Linked DNA regions of Homo sapiens: region 1 is linked to region 2. Evidence: read pairs that join two places in POLR2A ChIA-PET (ENCODE). Cell type or tissue: GM12878. All regions are shown on one strand. Each heading gives the region's core, and the rest is flanking DNA. Links, peaks and the distances in the headings are about the cores only.

The links. Peaks named below come from ENCODE experiments on the same cell type or tissue, not always from the same donor. Only the 100,000 strongest peaks of a DNase experiment are listed, where the experiment ranks them.
Region 1: POLR2A ChIA-PET joins it to region 2 with 10 read pairs; 2 of 35 experiments call an interaction of 5 or more read pairs at or near these places.

Annotation. Positions count from the first base shown.
Region 1 is chr12:94,672,472-94,680,618 of GRCh38, forward strand. No RefSeq gene overlaps it. Among named protein-coding and RNA genes, the nearest start is that of TMCC3, 26 kb to the left of the region's middle. RefSeq lists enhancers at 3,499-3,608, 4,199-4,308. In GM12878, for the core only: no CTCF peak of the experiment used is centred there; DNase peaks (open chromatin) are centred at 3,780 and 5,447; H3K27ac peaks cover 2,702 bases.
Region 2 is chr12:92,998,787-93,006,933 of GRCh38, forward strand. LINC02413 (long intergenic non-protein coding RNA 2413) reads left to right here. Exons shown (of 4, transcript XR_945212.3): 2 at 4,951-5,187; 3 at 7,308-7,443. It overlaps LOC643339 (a long non-coding RNA gene), which reads right to left. Exons shown (of 5, transcript NR_040096.1): 4 at 5,728-5,812; 5 at 4,972-5,037. Among named protein-coding and RNA genes, the nearest start is that of LINC02413, 12 kb to the left of the region's middle. In GM12878, for the core only: no CTCF peak of the experiment used is centred there; no DNase peak of the experiment used is centred there.

The DNA of each region.
Region 1 (8,147 bases), core at 1,758-6,757, 1.7 Mb after region 2:
TCAGCCTTCTTTTTCAGATGAGGAAACTTGAGGCACAGATATGTAAAATGGCTTGCTACTTGGTAGCAGAGCTGAAGGAATAGGCAGTAGAAGAGGGAGAAGAGACTCTGCAGTTCGTGTGGGCACCTGCTGGGTGGCCAGGTTCTCATCTTTGTGGCTTCACAAACACACACCTTGCAGCCAGCATCCTTGTCACAAACTCAGGCTAGCAAGGCTGAGACGGAGACAGGTTAGGACAGTGGCCCGCTGTCATTCACAGTAAGTGATTTAAACCCAAGTCTGTCTGATACCCCAGACCAACCCTTTTCCATTTCCCTACACTGTTCCCTAAACAGAACCAAGTTATATTATTGAGTTTAAAACTGATATTTATAATGGCATTAGATAAAGTTAGATTCAATAGCTTCTCCAAACCCTAGGTTTATTTTCTAGTATTCAATCTCTGAATTGTTATTGGTTTCTGTTTTGGCAGCATAACTGACATTTACTTAAGAAAATATGAATTAATACATATTTAGGTGTAAATCAAGTGAAAGCCTAGCTGTTTGACCTTAATTAATCATTAATGGAAAAAATTCCCTCATCCTTTGAGCCTTTCTATTTTGAATGCAATTATTTAAATGAAAATGTAGGGCAGTCCTCTTTACCATGTCTTACCCGAATAGGAAATTCACGGAGTGTATCTCATACGTCCATCCCCAGTGTTCACGGTGAGAGACATGAAAAGGTACAAGAATCAGTCAGCTAGTAAGTGATTCAAACTCAAGACCACCTGACACCCGAAACCAAGCCTTTTTATTATCTAACGTTTCCCAGGTAAAGGAAGAAATACATACAAGGATGTATAGAATGCACCTTTAAGACATTATCAAGCATATTCAGATGTAAAAGCTTCTTAGAACCTTGTGCACTGGTATTCAATTTCTGTGAAGCTATTCGTTAGAAATAGTTTTACTTAGCAGAGAGAAAAAAATTATAGTTATTTTATATAGTTAGGTAATTAATTACTCACCCACAGCTAAACTCGCTGCCAAACACAGGTGGACCACAGGGCTATGAGGCCTAATGCTTCACACCTATTAACCCAAAATGCAGTGGACACAAAGGGCATCCTTAACCCCCATATGGTAATTCTGAACTGCACGAGCAATTAAGTAAGAGTGTGACCTATTACCACTGACATAAAAACAGCTCAAAGGCCATGTACTATTTACTATTCATAGGAGTCCCGTGGCATACATTGGTTTTCAAAAGACAGCAGGTGACATTCATCAGCAGACTTTCTGTGTCCCTCTGCTCACACTTACAGCACAATTTTAGAGTCTCAGGTTAAGGCTGTTTTTCCTTAACAATACTCAATTTTCTTCTGAATCACTGAGAAAATCTAAGTCTACCGTGGGGTCATCCTCAGTAGACTGGAAATGGGGAAGAGAATGTGAGCTTCTTTTGTTTTTATATCCTCCTGTCCATAATTAGGCAATATTTTTAAAAGAGAAAAACAAAAACGTTCCAAGCACAATAACCTTGATGCCGTTCTGTAATCCAGAGTGGCATACTGGCAAACTGGGTTATTATTTTTTTTTAATTTCAGATAACCTTCTCTCAATTGTCAAGGGTATATTCAGCAAATCAAATCGACTTCCCTCAGCATCATAAATCCCATTTGTATCCTAGTAGAAACACACATTTCCTGAGAAAGGGAGCTGGGTCTTAAAAAAGGAAGTTGAAGTTTTTAAGCTGGAGATAAGGCATTTCAAAAGGGAAGAAACTTTTGGCAGGACTCGAGTGCATCCTGCACTAATGGAAATTGGAAACCCATCCTTCATTTCATGAACATTACTATACAAAATGTAAAACATATTGGTACCACAGCAACCAACTCTGCATAATGTACTTGCAGCTTCAAATGGCAACCCTGGGGGAGATAAAAGTTGATTTTTTTTTTTTGCTATCATGAAATGTTGGAATTTCTTAATTCCACAGATATTAGCAAGTGTATATTTCATGCCAGGAAATGTTCTTGGCTCCAAGGATATAGCAGTGAACACAATTAGGTTGCTGGCTTCATGGAGTTATATTTGGAGGTGGGAAATTTTAAAAATTACTGTATAATATAGCAGATTAGAATATATAGGGATGGTATAATATATATTATGGTATATTAGTATATATATTTATCATTATTACATGTGTCACATATAGAAACATAGTATATAATACCATATTATGCAATATAACAAAATATGTCAGGTAGATATAGATCATATCAGATGCTAGTAAATTTTAGAAAGCAGAGAAAAGGGGATAGATGAGTGTTGCATTTCTGAATAATATGTTTTGGGAAGTTCTCATGGATAGGCTGGGACACCTAACTAGAGAACTGAAGGAAGTGAGGGGGTGATACATGTAGAATATCTAGAAAAAGACCATTCTAGGCAAAAGGACCAGCAAGTGCAAAAGCTCCAAGGAAGGGGAGCACTTGATCCATTTGAGGAACAACAGCAAGAAAACCAGCATGGGTGGAGCAGAGTGAGCCGAGCAGGAGAGCGGGGAGGGTGGAGATGAGGTCAGAGAAGCAGCCTGGGGTTAGAAGAACAGCAGCGCAGATCCTGTGGCATTTTCTGGCAGAGTAAGGACTTTTTATGGGGGGGCCAGGGTGGAAGCCGGGAGGCTGATCAGGAGGCTATTGAAACAGTTCAACGTTTCTCTGCATCTGTCCCAGACCGTTCCCTTCCCATCTTGCTTTCTCTCCCAGACCACTGCTGGCTTTTTTTTTTTTTTTTTTTTTTTTAGATGGAGTCCCACTCTGTTGCCCAGGTTGGAGTGCAGTGGAGCAATCTCGCCTCACTGCAACTTCTGCCTCCCAGGTTCAAGCGACTGATTCTCCTGCCTCAGCCTCCCAAGTAGCTGGGACTACAGGCGCATGCCACGACACCTAATTTTTGTTTTTTTGTTTTTTGTTTTTTTTGAGATGGAGTTTCGCTCTTGTAGCCCAGGCTGGATTGCAATGGCACGATCTCGGCTCACTGCAACCTCCGCCTCCCGGGTTCAAGCGATTCTCCTGCCTCAGCCTCCCGAGTAACTGGGATTACAGGCTTGCGCCACCATGCCCAGCTAATTTTTGTATTTTTAGTAGGGACGGGGTTTCACCATGTTGGCCAGGCTAGCCTCGAACTCCTGACCTCAGGCGATCCACCCGCCTCAGCCTCCCAAAGTGTAATTTTTGTATTTTCAATAGAGACAAGGTTTCACTATGTTGGCCAGACTGGTCTTGAACTCCTGACCTCGGACGATCCGCCCACCTCAGCCTCCCAAAGTGCTGGGATTACAGGCGTGAGCCACCTGCCCGGCCATGGAGCCTCTTGCTCCTATGTCTCTTCTGACCTCCAGCCTTACTCACCCATCCATCCAGTTCATCTACACATGGATGGCTCAGTATGTTCAAGTGTGCCCGCCTTCCTCCATGCCCCTCTGGCTCCTCTAGGATCCCACCTTTCAGCAAATGGCACCACCACTTAGTTGCTTAAGACTTCTCTTGGGAGTGTCCCTCCTTTAACACCTCACATCCAGGGACTCACATCCAGAGTCCTGTTGCCGCAGACGCATTTCATTTCCTTTCATGATAACACAGAGGAGTAGAAGGGGCCAAAGGCATAGGAGGAAAACAAGAAAATACAGTGTCACCGGAACCAGGGGAAGTGTGTTGATAAAAGCAGTGGTTAGCATGTACTTCTCACTGTAGCAGACACTATGCTCACCACTTCCCACAAACTATGTCATTTAGACCTCGCTACAATCTGAGGAGGAAGGTGCTACGCCCATTTTGCAAATAATTTAGAGAAGTAAATTTCCCAAGGTCACAGTGTGTACTAAATCCCCTAAGAGAAATAAATTGAGTCTGAAAAACTCAAGTCCACTGAACTGAGTCATGTGGAGACCACCGGTGACCTTAACAAAAACCTGGCCAGTGTCCAGCCGGAAGAAGAGTGAGAAACAAGAGGGAGATGAGAAAATAAGGACAGGAAGTTAGCCAACTCTCTCCAGGGTTGGCCTGCAAAGCAGACAAGGAGGAAGATAAGGCTATAGTTGAAGGGAGGGCAGAGGGGCTGGGCACGGTGGCTCACGCCTGTAATCCCAACACTTTGGGAGGCTGAGGTGGGTGGATAACTTGAGGCCAGGAGTTCCAGACCAGCCTGGCCCACATGGCGAAAGCTTGTCTCAAAAATAAAAACTAAAAAAGAGAGTGCTGGGGGAGTGTCTAGGGAAGGTTTTATTTTAGGTGACAACAAAGTAATTTAAATTTCTAAAACTCAACCCCTTTGCAGAGTGTGGGTTAGCATGTCTATGTGAGCAATCAGCACAGAGAAGGTATTTGTTTTCTCTGCTTCCTGCTCCAAGGAAATTCAGATTTTGCTTATGAGTTTGGTTTAAAAAATCATTGGCTATGCATAAAATTTGCGTCCCATATCCTAGAAGATGGGAAAAGCTATAGAACAGAAGGTGTATAACTGGGTCAACAAAATAAACAAAAAGAGGATCTACTCTGGTTTTCTTGGGAAGCTGAAAAATCAGTGCTTTAGAAAAAACCAGTCAAGCCAGACTATTCTGTCACAATGTGGTGGAGAAACCCCAACACTGAACCCAAAAGCAGATGACCTAGTGGGCTGCTCTTTCCGGCCAGCCACTGTCTAGCTTTGTCATCTTGTATAAGTCACTCAATTCAGGGTCAGCATCCTCTGTGGATCAAGGAGCTAATATTTATTATGCCACACTTGGTTCTGGGCAGAATCAAACAACTGAATCAGCCAGAAGATTGACAGAGGATGCATGATTTCAAACAACTGAAATCAGCCAGTAAAAACGCTTTATACAAATGCAAGGTATTCCCAATATCTATCATAATTGAAGGTAAGCATTAAAAGATACTTATGGGCTAGGTACAATGGCTCACACCTGTAATCCCAGCACTTTGGGAGGCCGAGGCAGATCGCCTGAGCCCAGGAGTTCGATACCAGCCTGGGCAACATGGTGAAACCCCATCTCTACAAAATATACAAAAACTAGCCAGGCATGGTGGTGTGCACCTGTAGTCCCAGCTGCTCGGGAGACTGGGGTGGGGGGATCACCTGAGCCTGGGAGGTTGAGGCTGCAGTGAGCCGTGATGGCACCCCTACACTCCAGCCTGGGCAACAGGGGAGACTCTGTCTCAAAAAAAGAAAGAAGATATTGTACACAGTCTGGAAGCAAGCTGTTTGGATACATGTACATTCACCAACTGATTCAAGATTTTTAAAAAATTCAGTGATAGCTTAACAATGCCAGATATATAACAACAAACACCTGCATATTTACTTTTCATTACAGCTGGTGCTGTTGAAGCTGATTTCCAGTGAATCAGGTTAAGCCAGGCCTAAACTTGTGGCCATGACTGGTCTGTGAAAATGCTCAAAGTGTGACATACTTTCAGTTTGCTCTGGATCTCACAGCATACCAATTCAGTACACAGGTCCTGCCACAGAGGTGTTTCTGGCCTGTGATTTAATAAGCAAAGAAAAACCAGTACAGCCAGTCTAATTATTAGAGCAGCCAAGCTTTCAGACTCTCTTAAATACTTCCAACATCAGGCCTCCCTCAGGCAGGGCAAGATTACACATGACTCCAGCCCGGTACCAATTCCCTAACTGTCCATTTCCTATGGAGACATGGATATGGCCTTCTCTAATTAGAGGGACAAAGACAGAAGAGAACCATTATTAGGACTTTACTTTTTATCCCGTTTTAGTTCTAAAACATTCAAGTCCTGCCCTTCACTGATCACTATTACAAATATTAAAATGGGGGTAGGAGTGGTGGATTAAGTGCCACAGAGACCGAATGCATCAATTGTTTCACTTATGGAACATTCTGGGCTCTGAGAACCTCGGAGTAGGAGTGAATCAATCGTACATCCAAGCAGATAACAGCTCAAATCACCAGCTCAGCACAATTCTTCTGGGCACCCTCTTCTCTATCTGCAAAAAGAGACTGGCTTTCCTTCCTCCTCTTGCCCTCCCTCCTGCCCCCACCCCACCCCCGCCGCGCCCTAGGCCTGGAGTCTAGGGCTGCCCAATGACAGGAACACCCAAATCAGCACTGTCTTCTGGGCTGCGTTGGCTTCTGTGGTTGTAGCTAGGAATGGCCAGCAGGGCGGGGGTTGGGTGGGGTGGGATGGGGGCCGTGGGGGTGGCTGCACAAGGAATCATACACCTTTGGTAATACACTTACCGTTTACAAAAAGTTGAGAGTCCACATAACCAGGAATGTGTAATTCATGCAGCTTCCTAAAACTGCCAGGGAATTATTCTTGCCTCCAAGTCAGCCCTGGCTAGGATCGTAAGTATTATAAATGCAAAAAGAATAAAAAAAAGACAGTGCAATTCTTATTTAGTGGGTATTCAGCTCTCAAACCTGAGGGATGGACTAGGAGATTAACATGATGCTCACCAGCCTCTGAGACCTTCCACAAACGCCCTCTGACCAGTCTTTCCCACCTACCCTCCTGCACTCCCGCACCCTCTGCCCTGCAGTCATTCTGCCTCACTCACCGCGCCCTGCACGTGCCTTGCCTCTCCCTTTGTGCTTTTGCAGGTTATGGTTCCGCTGCTGCATAGAATAATCCCTCCTCTCTCACAGAAATTCCTCCCATCTGGGCCCAGATCAAATGCTCCTCCTCAAAGAAGACTTCTCTGATTGCTAGGAGCAGTATCTCCTTCTTCTTGCCACAAATAATATTTTGTTTACAGCAATAATAAGAGCTACTTATTGAACACATACTATGGGATGGGAATCCTATGAAGCACTTGATACATTTTATTTCATTTAATCCTACTACTATTCCTAGTTATAGGTGAGAAAGCCATGATTGAGAAAGGTTAAGTACTATCTCTAAAAGGGCAGTGGCGACACTGGACTTGGTCAGGCAGTTGGACACCAGAGCTCCCACACTCTACTACACGTTGCCTTATACTGTAATGATTTGTGCAAGGGTCCCATCTGCTCTGTGAATTTCTGAGGTCATATATCTTCAGATATCCCATTATATGAACTCATGGCTTGGCCTAAGTGGTCACTGGAATTGGAGCAAAAGTGCACTTAGAGACAGGTTGCTATGGCTGATTCTTCCAGGTATGCTATTTTATCTTTAACCCAGCTCTGACCTTTAGGATGGGTCAAGAGCAGCAACTAAAATGGCCTCACAAAGTCAAGGATCCAAGACCCAGGAAGCAGGAGAAATCTGACCCCTGGAATGCTCTGGAAGCACTGAGGGGCCCCACAGGATATGGGCACCATTGTGTCCTAATTTGGATAACAGGTACCTGAGACATACAAGCCTGTCTCTGTGCATATCAGCTAGATCTCTTAGAATGGTGAGTCCCGGAGCCAGGGGCAGGGTAGCTTTCTTTTCCAGTATATAATAAATGCACACTTGTTGCAGTCAATGTTTCTTCAGACTCGGTTTTCAGTCTCCCAGAGAATAATAAATTCTTGTTGAGAGGATAAGACAGCATGGCTCAAAGGTTAAAAGCAAATGGGCTCAATGTTAAACAGAATCAGTCTGAATGAGTCCAACTTTGCCCCAGTATTTGTGATCTAGGACACGATACTTAATGTCTGTACTTCAGTGTCCTCGTCTGATAATAGAGATAATATCACCACCCATTCATTCATAAGGTGACTAGGAGGACAGAGTGAGATAATGCATGTAAAGTGCTCACTATACTCCACTCAAAAACGGTTAGCTCTTATTATTTAACAATTGCTCTTTTCACTAATGCTAATTATTGTTGTTGGTTAGTCAATTTATAGCTAATGAGAGTACATTTTCCATCTGAAAAATTCTTTACTAAAATTCACTGGTTAGTGTTACTCTTTTCTGCTCTACAGAGCTAGCAGTGAATATAGAGATCAACAATTCTGAACATAAAGAATGAGAAGATATGCCAGGCATGGTGGCTCACACCTATAATCCCAGCACTTTGGGAGGCTGAGGTGGGCGGATTGCCTGAGGTCAGGAGTTCAAGACCAGCCTGACCAACATGGTGAAACCCTAAGTCTCTACTAAACCCTTAGTCTCTACTAAAAATACAAAAATCAGCTGCGCATGGTGG
Region 2 (8,147 bases), core at 2,061-7,060:
AAGGTTTTCTCTAACTCTGTGTTGTTCACAAATTTTATTTTCATATCCTTGTTTTCATTCAAGTTCATAATGACTATTTGAATAGGTCAGAGTCATAGACAAAGCTCTCAGACAAATAATTAAGAGCTTTCCCACAAAGCTGGTATAGACCTACTGGTTGACCCTACGTGGGGATAAGGCACTTCCTGATTCTTTCCCTTTGTATCCCTCCTCTCTATAGCTTAGGCCACCTGACTTCTCTCTATGGGCGTGGTCTCCCCCATTTGTCTAGGGATAATACTCAGAATTTGAAGGTCTCCAGACCAAAAATCTAGAACTCAGCACAGGATTGTGATTCCTCCTTGTACAGTGCTGGCCCTTAGGGCTAACAGCCGAGCTTCTGCCATGCATGTGACCCTTTCTTTTTTCTTTTTCTTTTTCTTTTTTTTGACAGGGTCTAACTGTGGCCCAGGCTGGAATGCTGCGGCATCATTACAGCTCACTGCAGCTTCGACCTCCCCAGCTCAAGTGATCCTCCTGCCTCAGCCTCCCGACTAGCTGGGACCACAGGCATGTGCGACACCAACCAGCTAATGTTTTTTTTTTTTGTTTTTTTTTTGTTGTTGTTGTTGTTTGTTTGTTTGTTTTTAGTAGAGATGATGTCACATTATGTTGCCCAAACTCATAGCTGGTCTTGAACTCCTGCCCCCAAGTGATCCTCCTGCCTTGGCCTCCCAAAGTGCTAGGATTATAGGCATGAGCCATTGCACCTGGCCAATGCTTTCTGAAATTACCGTTTCAATAAACTGCTTTTTATCCCCATTATTCTCTAACTGGAGTACCTTTATATTTTTTTAAAAACATGTTTAAACTTGGGATCTTTTCATCCATTTTGCATATATCCTCATGCAGAGACTTCTCCCCACCCATACCCCAATACTAAAATTACAAGCCTGTGGCCTGTCCATCTTTCTGTGGTGCCCATTCTTGCCTGCCGAGGACTACCATTTGCTCCTGACTCAAGTACACTGCCCACTTATTAGTGTGCCCACCATTCCCATTAGACACTTGCCAACCTCCCCCATCCTCTTTGTTTGCCTGAACCATGTATCTGTTTGTTACCTGTCACAGTATCTTTATTTTTTAAAATTTATTTTAATTGTAAATTGACAGATTATAGTTGTATATATTTATGAGATTGTTGTGGCTCAGAAAACAATATCCCAAAGTGAAGGCCTCAGAGGTAGCCTCAGAAGCAAGTTCTCTCTGACCTTCTCCTTCCCTCCTGTCTCTGGCCCATCAGTCTCCCCCGAGGCTAGCCATAAAAACTATAATCCTTCTTCCCCAAGGTGTGTTATAGAAACTAGAACTCCTGTTCCTCAAAGCCAGCCATAAAACCTAAAAACATTACTCTAACCTCCTGCCACTCCCCGACCTTCCTGTGTAAGACCTGGCCATAAAGAAATCTCTGACTTACATTGTTTAACGATAGGTCATAAGACACTCATTCCAAAAAGGGTTCTGCCTCATACCTGGAAGGAAGACAGCTGCACAGAGAGGCCAGGAAGAACCTTAACAGACAGGCCTTGCTGGGATTCCCCACTCGGTCTATTTCCATAAGATTATACCTTTTCTGTCCAAACACAGTTCTACACTGCGGTCCATTCTTCATGGAACCTAAGTATAAAAATGGATGGTTTTACCTGTATCTTTGGGTCTTCATTCTAAAGGCTCCCATGTCATATAAAACTATGATTAAATAAATTTGTATGCTTTTCTCTTGTTAACCTGTCCTTTTTTATAGGAGTGTCAGCTTGGACCCTCAGGATGGGGAGAAAAGGGATCACCCCCTTTCTATCCCTATGAGGTACAAAGTGATGTTATGGTTCTCTTTTTCTTTTTTTTTTTTTGAGACAGGATCTGGCTTTGTCACCCAGGCTAGAGTGCAGTGGCACAATCTCGGCTCAGTGCAACCTCTGTCTCCCGTGCTGAAGCAATCCTCCCACCTCTGCCTCCCGAGTAGCTGAGACTACAGGTGCACGCCACCAAGCCCAGCTAGCTTTTGTAATTTTGGTAGAGACAGGGTTTTGCCATGTTGCCCAGGCTGGTCTTGAACTCCTGGGCTCAAAGCGATCTACCGCCTTGACCTCCCAAAGTGCTGGGATTATAGACGTGAGCCACCAGGCCCAGCCCATGATGTTATGACTTATGAATACAATGCGGAGTAATTAAATCAAGCTAAATAACATATACATCACCTCAAATACTTTTTTTTTGTGGTGAAGACATTGGAAATTTACTGTCTTAGCAATTTTGAAAAGTACTATACACGATTATTAACTACCTTCACCACGCAGTGCAATTTATCTCAAAACCAAACCAAAACACAACCTTGCTCCTCCTGTCTAACTGAGGCTGTATACTTTGACCATCAACTCCTCATTCCCCCAGCCCCCAGCCTCTGGTAACCACCATTCTACTCTCTGTTTCTATGAGTTTGATTGTTTTAGATTCCAAATATAAGTGAAGACATACAGTATTTGTCTTTCTGTGCCTGGCTTATTGCACTTAGCATAATGTTCCCTAAGTCCATCTCTGTTTTGCAAATGACAGAATTTCTTTCTTTTTCAAGGCTGTCACTGTACCTTTAAAATGCCATGATCTGTTAACCAGTCTTGTCTTCCTCAGCATCTTGTCTTTCTTCAGCACTACATCATCTCCTCAATATTTTTCCATCCAATATTGGCCAAAATATTATAAGCAATTTTATCAAATGCTTGCTGAAATCCAATATGTGATGGTGGTGACTTCCTCCGGCATGTAATCTACTAATCCTATCAAAAAAGGAATGTTTAGCTTGGCACGCTTGGTCTCAGTGAATCCGAAGTAGTTACCACTGTTTACCTCTCCTTTCTTTAAATGCTTGCATGTCAAATATTGTTCCATTCTCTGGAATGACTTTTACCTGTGAATGGAATCTTGAATGTCATTCTACAGTAAAATTCTCAACCAAAAAAAAAAAACAAAAAAAGCCACTGATTTCTAGTCATCAATCTATAAACACTAAAGACATTTTACTAGTTCACATAGCAAAAAAATTCTGAGGTAGGGTGGTTTCAGGTTGGTTGATTCAGCGTCTCAATAATATTATCAAAGACTCAGATTCTGGCCAGGCACAATGGCTCATGCCTATAATCCCAGAGCTTTGGGAGGCCTAGGTGGATAGATCATTTGAGCCCAGGAAGTTGAGACCAGCCTGGGCAACATAGTGAAACCCTGTCTGTATAAAAAATACAAAAATTAGCCGGGCATGGTGGCATGAGCCTGTAGTCCCAGCTATTCAGGAGGCCAAGGTGGGAGGATCACTTGGGCCTGGCAGGCAGAGGTTGCAATGAGTGGAGATTGTGGCACTGTACTCCAGCCTGGGTGACAGAGGGAGACCCTGTCTCAAAAAAAAAAAAAAAAAGACCCATATTTTTTCCATATCTGTGCTCTGCCACCATCATTATGATGGCCTTATCTTTGGCTGGTTCTCTTCATGGAGGCAAGGGAGCTATGGCAGCTATGACCTGCTTTTCTACAGGTCTTCTTTTAGGAGCAAGAAAAGCATCTAGGAGCTCCCCTTGCCTGACCTGCCACGGTTTTATTTCACAGAACTGGGTCACTTTCCCCCTCCAAACCAGTCACTGGCAAGCTGAGACAGATCAGAATTTAATCCCGAGACATACAGGGAAGAGATGGGTAAACCCTTGAAATTGGCTGTTTACCAACAAGAGAAAGTCGACAAATGCTCTGGGCTAGGAAACCCTACTGTCTGGTCCAGACTGGAGGAATTACTGTCTAATTTGGAGAGTGGTCATATTTGAAGACGGTTACTGATGAAGACCTATTAAAATAACATGGACTTTTTATCTATTCAAAACAGCTTAAAACAGGACTGTGTCCAGAACAAAGGGGTAGATTAAGTTATCTCTAAAATTCCCGGCCAACTGTTTAATGCTGTGATTCTGTTCTCATTGTTTTCACTGTGGAAACTGCTTGCAATTTGGAAGAGTGCGTGTCAGCAATGTTTGTGCTGCCAGCAAAAGTGAATAGTTGCTGATCTGTGTGCATTTCCCCAAATAGCACATTTGTGGAAAACTGAGTCATGGGGATTCTAGGTACTGTGAATCCATCATCTGCACAATTTTCTGAATGCCTTACATCTTAGACACTGGCGGCTTCCCTGTAAATAAACAAATTGTAATGAGACAGTTGACACATAACATGGGATTGGCCAAAGCAAAGCAGGTTTAGCTAACTGGTTTTCCTCTGGCAAATTGTTCCTTTTTTTTTTTTTTTTTTTTTTTTTTTTGAGACAGAATCTTGCTCTGTCACCCAGGCTAGAGTGCAGCGGCATGATCTTGGCTCACTGCAACCTCCGCCTCCTGGGTTCAAGCGATTCTTCTGCCTCAGTCTCCCAAGTAGCTGGGACTACAGGCGCGTGCCACTGTGCCTGGCTAACTTTTGTATTTGTAGTAGAGACAGGGTTTCACCATGTTAGCCAGGCTGGTCTTGAACTCCTGACCTTGTGATCCACCCTCCTCAGCCTCCCAAAGTGCTGGGATTACAGATATGAGCCACCTTGGCCGGCCATTGTTCCTTTTTATTTATTTTGCCCTGAAAGCAGATGATGGTGTTAAATAAAGCAACAAATTAAATGTGGATGTTAGTGCTGCAATGGAGGAAAACTTGCAGAAAAATTGACCTGACTTATTTAATCAAGTGCAGAGACATTACTGTGCTACCTGGGGAGCTATTCAAATACAATACAATCTATATGCCTTCCACCTGAGCAACCAAGTTCTTACAGCGCTAACTAGAGAAGGTGCAGGGGAGGGGGGGAGGACTGGATAAAGTTATTTTTGTGGCAGTTAAGCTTCGATTACTTGTAGATCCATAAATCATCAGCCAAGGTTCTCTTTTCTCCAGCAGTGAGCACAGGGAGGAGGAGGTGCATGCAAGCGATACTGCAGGGCCAGAATCAGAATCATCAGCACGTAGCAACTGATTGGATTTCTGGAGCAAGAAAGAAGAGTTGAAGATAATGTTGAACTTTCTCATTGGGAGATTTTACTAACATTATTGAGCAATTACTGCATGATGGATGTTACGCTAAGAGCATTCTACAATTATTATACCTCTTACGTCTCCCAGTAGTTCTGTTAAGTAAGTACTATTGTTTTTGTTTTAGAGACAGAGTCGGCTCTGCCACTCAGGCTGTAGTCCAGTGGTGCAATCTCAGCTTACCATAGCCTCGGGCTCAAGCGATCCTCCCACCTCAGCTCCCCAAGTAGCTGTGGTCCCAGCTGGCTCCATATGAAAAGCCTCTTGCTTCCTTAATTACTAACCAATGGTAATAGTTTTTTTCTTTTTTGTTTTTTTCAAGAGACAAGGTCTTGCTCTGTCACCCAGGCTGGAGTGCAGTGGTGGTAACATAGCTCACTGCAGCCTTGAACTCCTGGGCTCAAGGGATCCTCCCACCTCCGCCTCCTGAGTAGCTGGGACTACAGGCATATGCCACCATGCCCAGCTAATTTTCAAATATTTTGTAGAGACCAGGGTCTTGCTAATTGCCCAGGCTGGTCTTGAACTCTTACCTCAAGCAATACTCCTGCCTCAGCCTCCCAAAGTGCTAGTACTTCAGGTGTGAGCCACCACCCCCGGTGACCAACAGTAATTCTACACTTCAATCTCTTGCATCCTTACCCTTATCTTGTGTCCTTATGATCATCATAAATAGCTCATTTGGCCGGGCACAGTGGCTCATCCTGGGCAGCACATGAAACCTCATCTGTACAAAAAAATATAAAAATTAGCCAGGTGTGGTGGCACATGACTGTGGGCCCAGCTACTTGGGAGGCTGAGGCAGGAGAATTGCTTGAGGCTGGGAGGTCAAGGCTGCAGTGAGCCGAGATCATGCTTCTGTACTCCAGCCTGGGTGAGAGAGCGAGACCCTGTCTCCAAAATAAAATAAAATAAAATAAAAGCTAATTTGTCTCAGGCTTTGAATTAATCTGCATTAGCTCATGTAATTGTTGCAATAACTCTATGTGGTAGGTACTCTCAGCCCTGTTATACAATGGGTTTGAAATGACTACTGATATACAGAGGTTTGAAATGATGTTACTTGCCCAAGTCTCATGGTGAATGGAGGAGCAAGGAATGGAACTCAGCTCATTTAACACCAAAGGTCTGACCACCACACAGCACTGCCCTCTTTAGCCAAACTAATGTTTTTGTCTTTCTTACTTTTGACCCATTTTATTCCACCTTTCTGAGGTATTTTCAGCATTTTCATTAAGCTAATGAATACAACAATTATTTAAGCAGCTAATCCTTAAATATGCTTCTATAAAATGTCCTTTTAGTTTCATTTTCTCCTTATCACTCCCCAAACCCACCAGACCTACACTTCATATTTTCCCAAACGTGTATACACAAGGCATTCACCTGCTTTTATATGATGTCCTTTCCTGTTCATCTCAACCTGGTAAGGTTAAGAAGGAAAATGATTTTACATATCAGAGGGGAGAGTGCTACAAAAGAATATGAGACACAGACAATTTTGTAAAAAAAAAAAAAAACAACTTTGTATGAGATACCTTATGTACATACACAGAACAGTTAAATCCTGGGCAACATGAAAAAACCTCGTCTCTACAAAAAAATACAAAAATTAGCTGGGCATGGTGGCACAGGCCTGTAGTCCCAGCTACTTGGGAGGCTGAGGCGGGAGGATTGATTGAGTCCTGGAGGTCGAGGCTGCAGTGAGCCATGATTGACAGAGTGAGACCCTGTATCAGAATAAATAAATAAATAAATAAATAAGAATATAATAAGCCAAAAGTGAAGTACAGTGAATGACTAAGTGTTCTAAAGAAAAATAAAAGCAACAGTCCATGGAAGAGGTAGACCTTAAGGATGAGTGGGATTTGATGGGAAAAGGGTGGAAGCTAGAGTGAAGACAGAAATCAACATCTCATTACTGACAGCTATTTATCAAGCACCTCCATGTGTTTGGCCATTAAATTAAAGTTTTGAGGATAGAGATGGAAAAGCTGCTTGCTGTCTTTCTCCCAAATACTCTGTGTTTGGGAAAGGCTTAAACAGATAGCAAAATACACAGTGACACAAAGAGGCACACAATACACCGAGCAAGAGTTTCAGGCATTCTGAAAATGCAGGGGACATATCCCAGTAAGAATGGTAAGCCCTGGGACAGAGGGTGAGCGGTTTACATGGATCAAAGGGCTCGCTCATGATAACAACAGCCTTCTCTAAGCCAGGCACTGAATACTGTGGATACAAAGAGCCCAGAGTCATCAAGAGGAACCAGGAACTCTAACATGATGTGTGGAGCAGGCTATGCAAAGAGGGGTACCTCTCCCAGTCAGAGGCATCAGAGAAGGCTTCCTGGTGGAGGTGAGTAGGAATCACGTGCAATCGTGCAGGCGAGGCGGGGAGAGGACACTTCTGAGCAAAGAAACTGGTTAGAAAATGTACTGGTGTGTAGGGAGAAAGAGGGCCTCCAGGTCACTCAGGGTTGCTATGAGAGCACGAAGTTTAAGGCCAGGAGCAGTGAGATGACATGGAAGAGAGAGGTGGTGACTGGCTGCCTTAGGGAGCCTGGGCTTGATATTGAGCCAGGAAAATGTTTTAAGCATCCTTTAGGTTAGGGAGCTGTATGAATTAGATTCAGGTTGAGCCAAGGTTTTAGCAAGCTTCAAATGCCAAACTGAGCAAATCTTCCCTCACTGTGAGTTTGCTGTGATCACTGTTCTTATGGTTCAGAGAATAACTGTGCTGTAGATATTAGGCTCAATTCAAAGTGGAGCTGCTGAAAAATTTATTAGTGCTGGAGTGCATAGGATGCTGTTCATGCATGACTAGCATTTCAAAGGGCTGTAGATTAAAAGTGAGAGGTCTCTGAAGTCCAATTTCAAAACCCAGAGCCTCTCCGCCACTTATCTCCTACTTCGCACCAATCCTGGAATGAGTCTATAGACCACTGTAACTTCTCCTTCTCAACTTCCACATCTTTTCTTCTCTTTCTATTAGCAACCTTTATATTCCCTTTGGGTGTTTTCTTTTTCTTTCTTTTACCACTTATGATGCCCACATGGTCA